Regions from separate parts of the Mus musculus genome. Here regions 1 and 2 are each linked to region 3. Evidence: chromatin contacts called from ENCODE Hi-C or POLR2A ChIA-PET data. All regions are on one chromosome and are shown on one strand. Each heading gives the region's core, a stretch centred on a gene start or an enhancer-like site at or near the end of the contact. The rest is flanking DNA. Distances are from core to core; before and after follow the strand shown. Region 1 holds the start of Scx (scleraxis). Region 2 holds the start of Kifc2 (kinesin family member C2). Region 3 holds the start of Fbxl6 (F-box and leucine-rich repeat protein 6).

Evidence for each region. A loop is a pair of places that touch in the nucleus more often than their neighbours do. ChIA-PET counts read pairs that join two places held with the same protein, here RNA polymerase II (POLR2A).
Region 1: POLR2A ChIA-PET joins it to region 3 with 41 read pairs in Patski. The contact joins the promoter of Scx here to the promoter of Fbxl6 in region 3. A Hi-C loop is called at or near these places in 1 of 37 maps with a recorded cell type or tissue (T-helper 17 cell). POLR2A ChIA-PET finds 5 or more read pairs at or near these places in 3 of 5 experiments (Patski and embryonic stem cell).
Region 2: POLR2A ChIA-PET joins it to region 3 with 22 read pairs in embryonic stem cell. The contact joins the promoter of Kifc2 here to the promoter of Fbxl6 in region 3. POLR2A ChIA-PET finds 5 or more read pairs at or near these places in 4 of 5 experiments (Patski and embryonic stem cell).

The regions. Positions count from the first base shown.
Region 1 is chr15:76,454,717-76,459,509 of GRCm38, forward strand. Scx (scleraxis) reads left to right here and starts at 2,722. Exons shown (of 2, transcript NM_198885.3): 1 at 2,722-3,470; 2 at 4,366-4,752. The coding sequence starts at 2,886. The coding sequence ends at 4,404. It overlaps Bop1 (block of proliferation 1), which reads right to left. Exons shown (of 16, transcript NM_013481.2): 4 at 1,156-1,310; 5 at 966-1,083; 6 at 780-881; 7 at 492-704; 8 at 254-415; 9 at 102-182; 10 at 1-27.
Region 2 is chr15:76,659,253-76,663,611 of GRCm38, forward strand. It overlaps Kifc2 (kinesin family member C2), which reads left to right and starts at 1,329. Exons shown (of 18, transcript NM_010630.3): 1 at 1,329-1,513; 2 at 1,754-1,835; 3 at 1,984-2,132; 4 at 2,228-2,366; 5 at 2,475-2,620; 6 at 2,694-2,759; 7 at 2,849-2,977; 8 at 3,343-3,420; 9 at 3,530-3,644; 10 at 3,722-3,831. The coding sequence starts at 1,415. It also overlaps a transcript of Cyhr1 not described here.
Region 3 is chr15:76,535,856-76,540,200 of GRCm38, forward strand. It overlaps Fbxl6 (F-box and leucine-rich repeat protein 6), which reads right to left and starts at 2,891. Exons shown (of 9, transcript NM_013909.2): 1 at 2,470-2,891; 2 at 2,062-2,220; 3 at 1,868-1,931; 4 at 1,434-1,565; 5 at 1,235-1,342; 6 at 1,038-1,151; 7 at 718-949; 8 at 370-616; 9 at 1-108. The coding sequence starts at 2,861. Slc52a2 (solute carrier protein 52, member 2) reads left to right here and starts at 2,975. Exons shown (of 5, transcript NM_029643.4): 1 at 2,975-3,340; 2 at 3,528-3,747; 3 at 3,839-4,345. The coding sequence starts at 3,618.

The DNA.
Region 1 (4,793 bases), core at 1,472-3,971, 81 kb before region 3:
GACAAGGTCGCTGTGGCCCCTGTAGACCTGCAGGAGAAGAAGAGTGAGAAGACAGACACACAGACACCGGAGGGCGTTTGCACCTCTGACTCCACACTTACGAGGGCCTGGCACACAGGGAAAGGCTGAAGGTCTCTTGGCCGAGGGAGTTTGGGGATGAGGTCTTCGGGGTCCACATTCACCTGGGAAAAGAGCACTGAGCATCACCTTCACACTACACTCCCCCAGGACCTGTGCGGGCTGTCTCACGTACCCTCATCTTGCGTTGCCGTGGGCACAGATACAAATCGAGGCAGCGCTCGAAACGCTCCTGGATGAAGCGGCTGTAAGCAGGCACTGTCCTCAAGCTGGGGAATTTCTGTGGCAAGAAGTTAAGCTTCCTCTCCACAGGCTCCTGCTGCATCCACGCCGAGCGCTGGGGAGACAGGAGGCAGGTGAGAAGGGATCGGGAAACATGGCCGGGGCCCACACCCACCTCAGCGCAGGCCCACCTCCTCCTCAGTGGGCAGGTACTCGGGAGGTGGGTTGTAAGACTCGGCATGGCCAGGCAAGGCCAGCTTGGGGGCAGGCACATGCATCTTGTGGCGTCCCAACACAGCATTCGGATCCTCCTGGGCCCACAGGTCATAGAAGCTAGGGGTGGGGTCGTGGGGCCGTCGAGGCTTGATCCACCCCATCTTGATGGCATGTACCATTCGAGACACCTGCACACAAAGGTAAGGTCAGGTGGCAGCGTGGAGACCTTAGAGTGTGCAGGAGGAGGATACCAGGGTTCCCACCTTCTCCTTTTCAACTAGGGATGGGATGAAACTACGCTTGTCAGCTGGGCGGTTGGTCACAGGGTGGATCATGATGTCACCGCTGAAGAAGTCCACAGCTGGCTATGGAGAGAGGCAAAGATGTTAGGTTGGGGGGGGCAGGGCGTTCATGGACTTCAGACTGTAGGGCCAACCGTTGTTGCCTACCTCATAGGGATTGAAGCCTGAATCTCCGAACTGGCCTCTCTGAAGCCGGTGTACCAGGGCAACCTGCTCATCAGTTAGCCGCAGATCACGCCCTGTCATCTTGTCTTGCACAGTGCGCCTGAGGGAAAGCCAGTCAGGGCCATACTCCAGGCTTGAGGGACCACAGGTCCCGACCCAAGGTCCAACTCACCAGAAATCTGGGTCATCCATTTTGTCCAGAAACTGGTCGAGCTCATCTCGTGTCCGCAGGGGCTTGTAGATACGTTTGCCATCCAGGTCATAACCCACATGTGGGAATTCATCGTACCATGCCAGGGGCACATTGCCCACAGTGTTCCGAATGTCCTGTAGCATAGTCACCACGTCAGCACCTGTCCCTGCCATGCTTGATCCTCTTCAAACCACCCAAGGGCAGAAGAGCCACTCAAGATCAGCCTCAAGTGCCCAGAAGCCAAGTGACCCAAAATCCGCCCTAGCCTTGGCCCCGATGTCTGACGTGGCGCGGCAGGGGTGCTATGCCCCTCCCCCAAGCCCTCGGAGGCGCCTGAGCTTTACCTTCACATTTTCCACTGAAGTGATGCCAACCCTAGCCTCCCCCCTCACTGGATTCCTTGGCCAAGGCTCTGGGCAGCCACAGACAGGGATGACCTCATCGCCTATGGGCTCCCTCCCCTGGCAAAAGCCTTAGGTACAAGTGGGTAGTTTACAAGGCAGGAACCATGGGAAGACCCCACCCCAACCTCAGGGAGACAAACCTGTTCTGCTCGGCAGGTGGTCAAGGACCCCCTTCCAGCACCACTGATCCTCCCCCTCCCATTTCAGTGGGCAGAGCAGCCACATTCCTGGACACACATTCCTGGTTTCAGCCCCTGCCAGCCACCACCACCCTCACTCCTCCCAGCCTGGGGACTGCTGCCCAGGCGGCCACTTCCTGCAACAGTAGCCACAGGGAGGAGGGGCCCAGACATAACTAGCACAGATGAGTGCCAGCAGCCCCTCAGCAAGACCCCTTGGGCCTCGTCCCACTGCACCTGTCCACACCAGCCCAGAAATGCCCCATGCTCTTGCTGTACGCTCTCCACCTTGAGGGCCACTTCCGAACTGGAGGGATGGAGAGGTGCCGATCTTAGCTCTTATCCACGTGTGCACTGGCTTTGAGAAGCCCCATGAAGCATACAGCAAGGATGGGGGTGGGGCCCCCAAGCAGGATGGGTCAAAGGGGTAAGATCTGGCACAAGGCACAGGCCATGGAGTCAAGTCATGCCAACCACACACACCCATTTCTAGACTGCTACTGCTGGAGTCACCCCCATGAGTGCACACACACACACACTCTCTCTCTCTCTCTCTCTCTCTCACATACACACACACACACACACACACACACACACACACACACACACACACACGGCCTGGCACAAAAGACCCAAGTGCACATGGAAGGAGAGTCAGACAGGGTGTGGCCAGGCACTCAGGGCCAGGGCAGCTGGGTGAACTTAGGCATGCCAGGAGAGAAAGCCTCTTGATTCTTGATTTATTCTCTTCTGCCCTGTAGAATGGGTGGGATGGGCACCATTGTCTTGGGGCACTAGTAGCACCCCAGAAACGCTCCAACCAGAAAGATGCTCGGGGGCCCTCTAGGCACGGCTATTAAAAGGGAAAAGGTGCACGCACGAGCTCTGAGTAAACTCCTCCAGGCCAGAAAGGGAGGCGGAGGCCAGGCGCGGGGGAGGAGCTGACTGCTATAAAGGCACTGCTCGGCTGGCGGCCCCACTCCAGTCCGAACACATGTGCCCGCCTCACCCGGCAGCCGCCACCGCGGGGCGCAGCGGAGACCCCTGGCCCGGCGGCCTGTGGGGACCTAAAGAGGCGGCATGAGCAGCGCACGGTGGAGCTGACGCCGCGCCCCCTGCCCGGCCCATGTCCTTCGCCATGCTGCGTTCAGCGCCGCCGCCGGGTCGCTACCTGTACCCTGAGGTGAGCCCGCTGTCGGAGGATGAGGACCGCGGAAGCGAGAGCTCGGGCTCCGACGAGAAACCCTGCCGTGTGCATGCTGCGCGCTGTGGCCTCCAGGGCGCCCGGCGGCGGGCAGGAGGACGGAGGGCCGCGGGTAGCGGGCCAGGACCCGGGGGGCGGCCAGGCCGCGAGCCCCGGCAGCGGCACACAGCGAATGCGCGCGAGCGGGACCGCACCAACAGCGTGAACACGGCCTTCACTGCGCTGCGCACACTCATCCCCACCGAGCCAGCGGACCGCAAGCTCTCCAAGATTGAGACGCTGCGCCTGGCCTCCAGCTACATTTCTCACCTGGGCAATGTGCTGCTGGTGGGTGAGGCCTGTGGCGACGGGCAACCATGCCACTCGGGACCCGCTTTCTTCCACAGCGGTCGTGCGGGCAGCCCACTGCCACCGCCGCCGCCGCCACCACCACTGGCCAGAGACGGCGGCGAGAACACCCAGCCCAAACAGATCTGCACCTTCTGCCTCAGCAACCAGAGAAAGTTGGTGAGCAGGGCTGGGAGCACCGAGGGGCCCCGATGTACTCACCAGCCCACACCTGCCAGGCAGAGAGGTGCAGGGCAGGGGCAGCATTCCCTAGCATCTACACCTGCCAACAAAGCTGTGCCCAAAGGAGGGAAGGGCACAGAGGAGCCATACCTTGGGACACAGACTCCCATTGGTAGTGGTCATAGGGACCTGCAAATACAGGATCAAGAAGTAATGCTGAGATGGGCCACCCAGAAGTTCCGGGAGGGAGGGCAGGCAGCAGGAACCTGGCAGGGCAGAGGGGCCTTACTTTCAGGCTCGTTTCCCATCAAGTTGAGAAGTGAAAGGAGGTGAATTCAAGAAGTAAGAAGTATATCTATACGCTTCCATCCAGAGGGGAACAATGTGAAACAGTGAGGCAGTCAAAGGGATGCCCCCACTAGGCTGATGTGCCACTACCCCTCCGCCCCCGCAGCCCACCTCCACCCCAAGGCTTATGGGCACCTGCTGCCTCTCCCCTGGTCTACTGAGACCTGCAGTAGAGGGGCTAGGGGAGAAGGCTGAACTGAGAGATGCTGGCCAGCCATGATTTACTGCTCTGGCCGCACTTGGTGGCACCGGAAAAGCAGGGTGAGCAGGGAAAAAATACAACGGCTTTCCCCAATCCCCATTTCCTCTCCAGACAGCACGCGCAAGCTCCTGGGGCCTGAACATCTGGGAAATTTAATTTTACAGTTTCGGCTCTGCAGCAGTATACTCCCCTCCCCAAAATGCACTGTGGGGGTGGCAGGAGCCCGGGATGGGGTGCCCTAGCACAGGCAGTGCCCCCAACAGGAAGCCAGGAAGGTTCGGGCAGTGCTGGGTGACACTAAGTCTCCACTCAGACCCTGACACACCCCCATCCCCTCTGCAGAGCAAAGACCGTGACAGAAAGACGGCGATTCGAAGTTAGAAGGAGGAGGGTCCACAGCAGCCAAGAGGTGATGCCACTAGTGAAGGTGGATGCCACTGAAGAGTCACGGAGAGCCCCACTTTGGACCTGATCTGAGCGCAGGTCCCCAAGAGCACGCTCACCAGGCCAGACCTGCCCCAGCTATGAGCAGGGCCTATGAACAGAGAGATGGACAGGCGGGTGATGGCTTGACTCTAAGCAGCCGAACACTGACCCAGGCCCACTGGGACTTTCCATGCTGGCTCTCTACCTGGGCCAAGTGTTGGCATCTTGTGTCTTTAATATGATAATATAAAGTCTGGAAATTTTGTATAATTAAAAATGAAACAGTATCTTCCAAATTGAGGCAGACTACCCTCTTGAAAGGATGTGAACTCACTATGACCCTA
Region 2 (4,359 bases), core at 79-2,578, 120 kb after region 3:
CCTGCCAATACCAGGTGGGACAGGACAGTGCTCCATTCAGTCCTGGGTTTGGAAACCATGACACGTTGAATAGTAGTGAGTTTGAGGAGATAGGAAATGAATCTTCAAATTAGGAGAGAAGTACACACAGAGGCTGGCGATCTGGAGTCCTTAGTGGAGCTCTTCAGGAACCTCGAGTTCCAGAGACCTTTGAGTAGACATTAGAAGAGATTCAGTTCCAAACTTTTTGGAGCCCTGAGGTCACTGGACTCACCTGCAAGGAAGAAGGACTAATTTCCTGGGGAAGGGGAATGGGATTGGAATCTTGGCGCCCAAGCGTGGTATCAGCCCAGGGACTCAAAACGGCAAGAGGAGCTGTCTCTTGCTGTGGTCTGGGCACGGTCCTAGTTATGGCCTTCCATGCCTGAGAATGATAGAAGGGAAGAAGCAGCAGCGGAGCACAGGCAGCGCACAACACCTGGAGACGCGGAGCTGAAGGCCCGAACCCGCCCACAACAGTCTGCCCCGCCTCCTAGCCCGCCCTCCCGAGGCGCGGATTGGAGCAGCCGGCTTACATCCACTAACGAGAGGAGCTCCGGCTAGAGCGGCGGGGCGGGGCCTGTGGAGGGCTGCGGAGGCTCTAGAGGGGTGGGGCTGGGAGCGCGGAGGTGGCGACCAGAGGTTCAGTACTAGTTTGTGGTTTAGATAGTCTCTTTACATTACCCTGGCTGTCCTGGAACTTCCTGTATAGACCAGGCTGGCCTCAGACTCACTGAGATTTGCCTGTCTCTGCCTTCTGAGCGTTGGGATTAAAGGCATGCGTCACAGCCCATGATCTTCGGCACGGGTTTGCTGGAGCACTGGCATTGCGAAGCGCCCCGGGTCTGAGCCGGGAGATGTAGGTGGGGCTTCGGGGCAGCAGGCGTGGACTGAGAAAAGAGGCGGCACTTCGAGGGGTCTAGGCGGAGCTGTGAGAAGGGCCGGGGTGGGGCTTCCAAGGGTTATTGCTTAGCTGTGGGAGGGGCGAGGTTATGACCGAAGGGGAGGTCTGGGCCGGGCTGGGTCCGGCTCCCGGGGAGGGGTGGAGTCTGGGCGGGGCTATCGAGGGAGAAGAGGTTGTACACCTGAGAGCTGAAGGCTCGGTTCCCTTGCGCGTTTCTTGGTGGGGGTCTTGATGCGGGATTCCCAAAAGAGACTAGACAGCGGCTAGAGGTCTTTGCGAAAGAGGGACTAAAAACCGCTTGATAGGGCCTTAAGTACAAGTTTTGCAGCTCTTCGCAGTCGCCCCTCAGTGAGGGCCCTCCGCCCGTGGAAGATCGTCCGTGGGGGCGACCGCCGCGAGCATGCGCATGGGCACTGCGGCGGGCGGGTGCAGAGACCTGGTGCGGGGACGCGGGGCGGCGCGAAGAGGTGCTCTCTGCCGCCCCGCGCCCCCATGTACGCCTTTTACTCTCTGCTCATCTACATCTTCTACAGTCTTTTCCGCAGGGATGGCGGGGCTGCGGCGGTCTCGGACCCCGGGGATCCCACCCAGGTGAGCGGAGTGGGCCTGCATCACGGTTGGTTACCACCATCATTCTGAGATTTGGTCGTGGCTGACCTGTGCAGCTTAAATCCTTAGGTACCTGCTCTGGGAAATAGGGCTGTTCAGAGACCAGTATGGTCTCTGTTGTGGGGTCAAAGATCTCAGCCCCAACCCCTTGGCCCATTTCAGAAGCGAAAGGGTCGCACATACTGCCAGTACCCTCACTTGCACCTCATGCTCTCTTCCCAGAAAAGCGGCGGCCAACCTAGGGGTCGTCGCCGTCCGGATCAATTCACATCAGAACTGTGGTCCGAGCTGAACAGCCTGGCCGGTAGGTGCATACTAGGAGCTGCTGGGGAAGGAAAGGTCCGGGGGATACCTGCAGTTGGTGTACTGTAACCTCACCGGGAGGGAGAAAGGCCTCTCCTCCATCTAGTAATGCAGAATGCTTTTTCCTTTCTCACTTGGCCTCCTCAAAGGCTGCTCAGAATCTGAGGATGGCCAGAAAGGAGCGGAGGGTGGAGCAGCTGAGGTGTCCCTGGAAGAGGCACTCATGCGTCTTGCTGAGTTCCTCTCCGTCCAGTTGGGGGCAGAAGAGAGCTGCGGGACGACTCCTGACCTGGGCAAGGTGAGCGATACCGTCGCCAGCAATTATTCCTTTCCCTAGCCTCTGTGGTCCTCTCACTCCCAACACCTCTGCTTTGGTTCTTACTTCCTTCACAGCCTGGTGAAGTCCCCCCACTGTTGACAGTAACAAGTCAGCTCTTGGCCCTACTGGCATGGACACGGAGCCCCCGGGGGAGGCAGGCCCTGCTCCAGGGGACTCAGCCAACCTGCCCCGTGCAGCCCTCCACTCTAGATGGTCTGTAAAGAGTATCACCATTAGTGGAAGGAGCAGGATCTATCAGAACTAGCTCTGCTCACTATGCCAGACATCTCCTCACTTGTAACTGGCCTCATCCCTCTCCAGGGTCTCTTTCACAAGAAGAAAGCTCCTCTCAGCCCACTCCCATCCTGGATGAGGTACCAAGGGATGAGACCCAGGAACATCAGCCTCTCCAATTGGAGGAGGAACAGAGAGTTTGGCAGCGGTTGGAACAGCTCATTCTTGGACAGGTAAGGACTGTCAGCGACTGGGTGGGTGTGAGACCTAAAAAGGCATTCTGTCCTGTCTCTGACTCCTCCACAGCTGGAAGAGCTGAGACAACAGCTGGAGCAACAGGAAGAAGAGCTGAGTAGACTTCGTCTGGGAGTGGTGAGGCTTTTGGGGTGGGCATAGGGAACAAACAGGCTGAAAAGTCAGGGGAATTTCAGGTGGGTCCTGATGATATCCCTCTCTGTCAGGGGGTGACAGATTCAGAGAAGAGAGTCCAGCACCTCACATTGGAGAACGAAGCCTTGAAACAGAGCTTGAGCCTTACTCGGGACCTCCTGCTACACTGGGGGCCTGGACCACTCCCCAGACTTTCCCAGGTACTCTGCCATTTGGCTGTTATGCTAACTGCAGCCCAGGTTCCTGTACACCTGGTATCCAGCAACAGTACCTGAACCTCCTCAGGTGGGGGCCATCTCTAACTATGAACAAAGTCAGTGAGGTTGATTGTTGTAAAAATCACCCCACCCCCACCCCCATTCTTGGTCTCTCTGTGAAACCTCAGGAAAACAAAGAGCAAAAAGCCTAGGTCAGGGAGCCTTGCATGAAGTTGGGTACCATGGATTTAGCCATTCTTGTTTTGGCCTGAGTCTGTGAATTGGAACTATAGGATACTCTTTCCTGAGTTTGCATTGGCTTTCCTGAGTTTGGCTCTGTGGCCCCATCTGGTTCCCACTCTCTATAGGAGGAGGCAGGGGCACTGTTGGAGCTGCAGGGCCAGCTTCAAGAGGCCCAGGACACCACAGAAGCTCTCCGAGTCCAGGTGGCCTAGGGAACCTAGGGATAAGGCGGGATGGGAAGCTGGGGGTGAAGTCTGGGGCAGGGCCTGGTGCCTGTTTCCTCAGTGACAGAAGTGGGCTTGGGAGGGACAGCTGGGGGCCCAGGAGCTGCAGCTGCAGGGCCTTCAAGGGGCCCTCCGGCAGCTCCAGCAGGAGACAGAGCAGAACTGCAGACAGGAGCTGCAGCAAGTTCACGGACAGCTGGCAGGTAAGGGATGAGAAGATGGTTTCAGGCCAAGCTCTGCAATCTGCTTTTCCCCCCTCTCAATGGCCTTCCTCCCCTAGGACTACGGGCACGGATGGCCAGCCTTCGTCAGGGATGTGGGGACCTCCGAGGACTGGTCAGCACCTTTACGCAGAGTTGCCAGGGCTCGCTGAGTGAGGCTCAGGGCCAGGTTAGGACCACTCCCTTCCTGGTACCTTTTCTATAAGCAGTCTGTGCACTGTCTGTCCCAGGGGAGCCTCTGTTACTGTTTTCCCTTCCCGTCCTTCAGGAGCTGCCTGGACCAGTGGGCCAGTTGTTGACACTTGGATCAGAGTAATTTCTGAGCAACCCAAAGTGTCTGTCTTTCTCTTTTCTTTTCTTTTCTTTTCTTTTTTTTTCTTTTCTTTTTTGAGACAGGGTTTCTCTGTATAGCCCTGGCTGTCCTGGTGGCCTCGAACTCAGAAATCCACCTGCCTCTGCCTCCCAAGTGCTGGGATTAAAGGCGTGTGCCACCATTGCCCGGCTCTTTCTTTCTTTCCTTCTTTTCTTCTTCTTCTTCTTCTTCTTTTTTTTTTTTTTTTTTTTTTTTTTTTGGTGGTAGGGGAATTGAGACAGGGTTTCTGTGTAGCCCTGGCTATCCTGGAACTCACTCTGTAGACCAAGCTGGTCTCAAACTCAGAGATCCACTTGCCTCTGCCTCCCAAGTGCTGGGATTAAA
Region 3 (4,345 bases), core at 1,641-4,140:
CACTGGACTTCCTCCAGGCCCCGGTAGACGCGCTTCAGACCTCGGGGGAGGCAACGACAGGACTCCAGGTTAAGATACAGCAGCCCCGGGCAACCACTAATCACAGAACTGTGAACAGGCAAGCCGTGGGAAAGTGAGCTGTTGGCCAGAGAGCCCCGTCTGCCCTCACATATACCAGGCCTACCACCCCAAGCCACCCAAGCCCAAATCTAGTACTCTCGGTGTCCCCAAGGAGTTGGACGAGTGACTCGTGTCTATACCCCTCCTGGACCCTGGCAATGAGGAGTCAGGGAGCACTCCTCTGGTCCCTAAGTGAGACACGGCAGCAAGTGGTTCAAGATCCACAGAATTAGTGAACGGTGCACTGACCTGACCGTGCTTGGGGTAACTCGGGTACCCCTCAGGTTGAGGGAGCACAAGGCTGGGTGTAAGCCCCCAGGGGTGCCCGAGAAAACAGCCAGGGCCTGTTCCAAGTCCTTCTCGCTGAAGCCTTGGCCACTGAAGTCCAGCTCCCTCAGGGTGTGATACCACTTCCGGGTCAACAGGGGGCTGCCATCCTTAGCCAGGGTCAAGCCATCAGATATGCCATACAGGCCCAGGTAGAGTTGCTCCAGCTCTGAGATGGGAGAACTCGGTGTGACTATTAGGGCACTCAGTGACCACCCCCACCCCACCCCGACCCCCCCACACCTTCCCAAGCAAAGCCAGCTAGCTGACCTTGACATGGCAGATGACACAGACCGCTAGGAGTGACCCTAGCGCAGCCTCGAAGGTCCAGCATGCGCAGTTTCGGGGAGCGATGGAGCAATCGGCCCAGAACCTCATTGCTCACAAAGTTGCAGGTGGAGCCAGCCAAACAGAGCTCCTCAAGACTGGGGAAGCCTGGTCCCTGGGGCACGCCTCGGCCACACGGCTTGGGAAGCCAAATCAGATTCAGCAGCCGCAGCACCTAGGAAGAGGGAAGAAGAAGGAGGGAGGAGGGACAGGCTGCAGATATGGCAAGGGGTGGCAGGTGGGAGACAGTAGGGTATAAATACCTGCAGCTGGGGGCAGCCTTTCTGCAGGGCTTCCACAGGCAGCTGCAGGGGTGTGTTGTTGCAGTTCATGCCAGTGCTGACCTGGAGGACTTGGAGCTGTGGGCAGCAGTTGTCCTGGAATGGTGGGATAAACACTGCTAGGTCAAAGGCCTGGGCTGGTCCCCACTGAGCCCTTTTCCTGACCATCCCCAGCCTACCAGCAGTGCGCCCAAGATGGCCGTCGTCTGGGAACTGTAGGTCAGCCACAGTTTACGCATTCGGGACCCGGCCTCCTCCAAGAAGCTCACCACAGCTGTGGACTCCACCTGGGGATCCAGCCCAAAGGTGCAGCTCATGCATGTCACAAGGGCCCAGGCGATTTCAGGGTCCCCCACCCACCCACGGCAAAGGACTCACCATGGAATGATGTAGGTCCAGGCTGTGGAGCTGGCAGCAGGCTCTCGCTAACATGACCAGAGTTTCAGCAGTCACAGTGTGGCAGTCTGAAAGCTTGAGGAAGGTGAGCCGAGGGCAGAACTTGCTAACCAGCTGTAGCAAGAGATAGAGAGAGAGAGAGAGACCATCCAGGGTTGTGGAGGGCAGGTAAAGGTCTATCTACAGGGACACTGGTAGTCATGACAAGCCTATCCTATAGTCCCAGCTATGACTCCATTCTGTCCACGCCAGGCCTACATGGAAATTGCTGTCTCCTCCAGCAATTTCCTAAGATGTCAGCAAGACGAAACTGAGCAGGCAGGCAGACAACTCTGTGGTACACCACCAGGGCACCCTCCCCATAGTAGACCACTCAAACGTGACAGCTTGTGTGCAGGGCAGTCTCCAGCTCTTACCTCCAACACAGAGTGTACTTGAGACTTCCAGTGGATGAGGGTCAAGCTCTGGAGCTGAGAGAACCTGGGCGACAGCAAGGCCCGGCTGTAGTTGTGCTCTTGTCCTTACGCTGCCCCCTTCTGGACAGAATCCTCCCCTACTCAACGCGGATGCAGGGAAGACAACAGACAGTAAGATGACAAGGAGCCCTCACCGATTGGGTACGAGCCACTCCAGGCAAGCAAGGAGCTTCTTCTCTCCCTTAAGGTTGCCCTTGCCAGCCCGGCCAACCAGCGAGGGTGACAGGGTCACAGTATGCCAGAGTGAAGGATGGGAGGTGGCTTCGTGCCAGTGACGGCAAACGCGTGCAGCCCTAGGAGAAGAAAAAGTTTGCTGAGAGTGCGTGGCCTTTTGCGGGTAATGCCTACAATGGAGTGTTTTAGGAGCAGCGCAGCGGTCTTAAAGCCTGCCGTCGCCCGTTCTCAGTGCTAGGCTTTGAGCTCTAAGTGAAGACAGGTGCCGGAGCACTTGTGTTCGCCCGATGTGATGCCTGCTCTGCCCTCTGCTCTGCAGCACCCGCTCAGTGCGCCAGTCTCTACCGCGGCAGGCGCTGTTGGTGTACCTGCCAAGAAACGGCATGGGCCCATGAGCCGCAACCAACAACCCGAAAATATGCACCAGGACTTCTAAGGGAATACGGTCTCCCCAACCAGAGTCCAGGCCCTGATCGAGCGACGGCTCCGGTCGGGGTTTGGTCCTGGGCTTGGCGACAGCCGTGGGGCCACGAGCCAGTGACCTCGGAGCGCGGCGACGGGCGCGCCGGTGCGCACGAGCGCGGGGAGGCTCCAGGTCCGGCAGCACGAGCAACATGCTGTCCGCTTGCAGCAGGTGGTACCCAGAGCCGCGAGGTGCCAGGCGGTCCCACCACCAGTCCTCCGCCGAGCGGCCCCGCGCATCGGGCCGCTTGGAGCTTCGAACTCGACGTCTAACTCGCCTAGAGGCCACGGGAGCCATAGCCCCCGGGAGCTGAACTAAAAGCGGAAGGTGGGTGGGCAGAGAGGAAGGGGCGTGGCCCCTTAGCTCACTCCTTTACACTACACTTAGCTTCCGGGGGTGGGACTTCCGCCGCAGTCTAGCGCATTAGCCGGCGTCTTACTACAACCCTTTGGCTGGGGTTTGGCTGCCTTCCGGGCTAAGTGGCGTGCTCCCGGGGCTGGGCGGGCTGCTCCGGCCCCACGCCCCTGATGCACCGCACTCAGCCGAGGAGCCCAGAATCGAATCAAGTCAGCCAGCCACACCTCTTGCCGATCCACGCCGGCTGCCTGAAGTTAGCTGTCATCCAGTCTGGTTTAGCCGCGCCAAGACTTGGTCCTCCGCAAGCATCAAGGACTGGCTCTTTCGCTCATCTTCCTCCCCGGAACCATGCTTTAAGCCAGCTTCTCGCTCCCCCGCTTGCCAGTCTTGTACAGAAGGGTCCCGGTGCAGGCTCCATGGTAGGTGCAGCTCCTGATCTATCCGCCGCCTCCCTCCAGGTGCCTTGGTTTTGCAATCTGGCCACCTCAGACCCTGACTCTGCCCACTCGCATGTTTTTTTGTTTGTTTGTTTGTTTTGTTTTGGTTTGTTTTGGTTTGTTTTTTGTCTCCGTCCAGGTGAAAAAGCTTGACTCTTTTTTTCTCTAGAATAGTTAGAGAAGCTTTGGATCTACGTGGGAAAAGGGCGGACTGTTACCTTCGCTTTGTCCTGGAGGGCCCGCTTTGACCTTTGACCTAATGGCAGCACCTCCGCTGGGCCGACTGGTGCTGACCCATCTGCTGGTGGCCCTTTTCGGCATGGGCTCCTGGGCTGCTGTCAACGGGATCTGGGTAGAGCTGCCGGTAGTGGTGAAAGAGCTCCCGGAGGGTGAGTGAAGTGGGCGGAGGTAGGCTGCTGCTGTTGCTGCTCTTCGTTCCTTAGCCTGGTGCCTTTACACTATCTCCTCCTTCCACTGCAGGTTGGAGCCTCCCTTCCTACCTCTCTGTGCTTGTGGCGCTGGGAAACCTGGGTCTGCTGCTGGTGACTCTGTGGAGGCGTCTGGCTCGCGGCAAGGGCGAGCAAGTCCCCATCCGAGTGGTTCAGGGGCTAGGCATAGTGGGCACAGGCCTACTGGCCTCTCTGTGGAACCACGTGGCCCCAGTGGCAGGAAAGCCGTACTCAGTGGCCTTCCTAACGCTGGCGTTTGTGCTGGCATTGGCCTGCTGTGCTTCTAATGTCACTTTCCTGCCCTTCTTGAGCCACCTCCCACCCCCCTTTTTACGGTCTTTCTTCCTGGGTCAGGGCCTGAGTGCCCTCCTGCCCTGTGTGCTAGCCCTGGGTCAAGGGGTGGGCCGCCTTGAGTGCCTGCATGTGCCTGCCAACAGGACCACTGGGCCTCCGATCGAGGTGTCTCCCATTAATTTCCCTGAACGGTTTTCTGCCACCACGTTCTTCTGGGTGTTGACTGCCCTTCTGGGCACTTCAG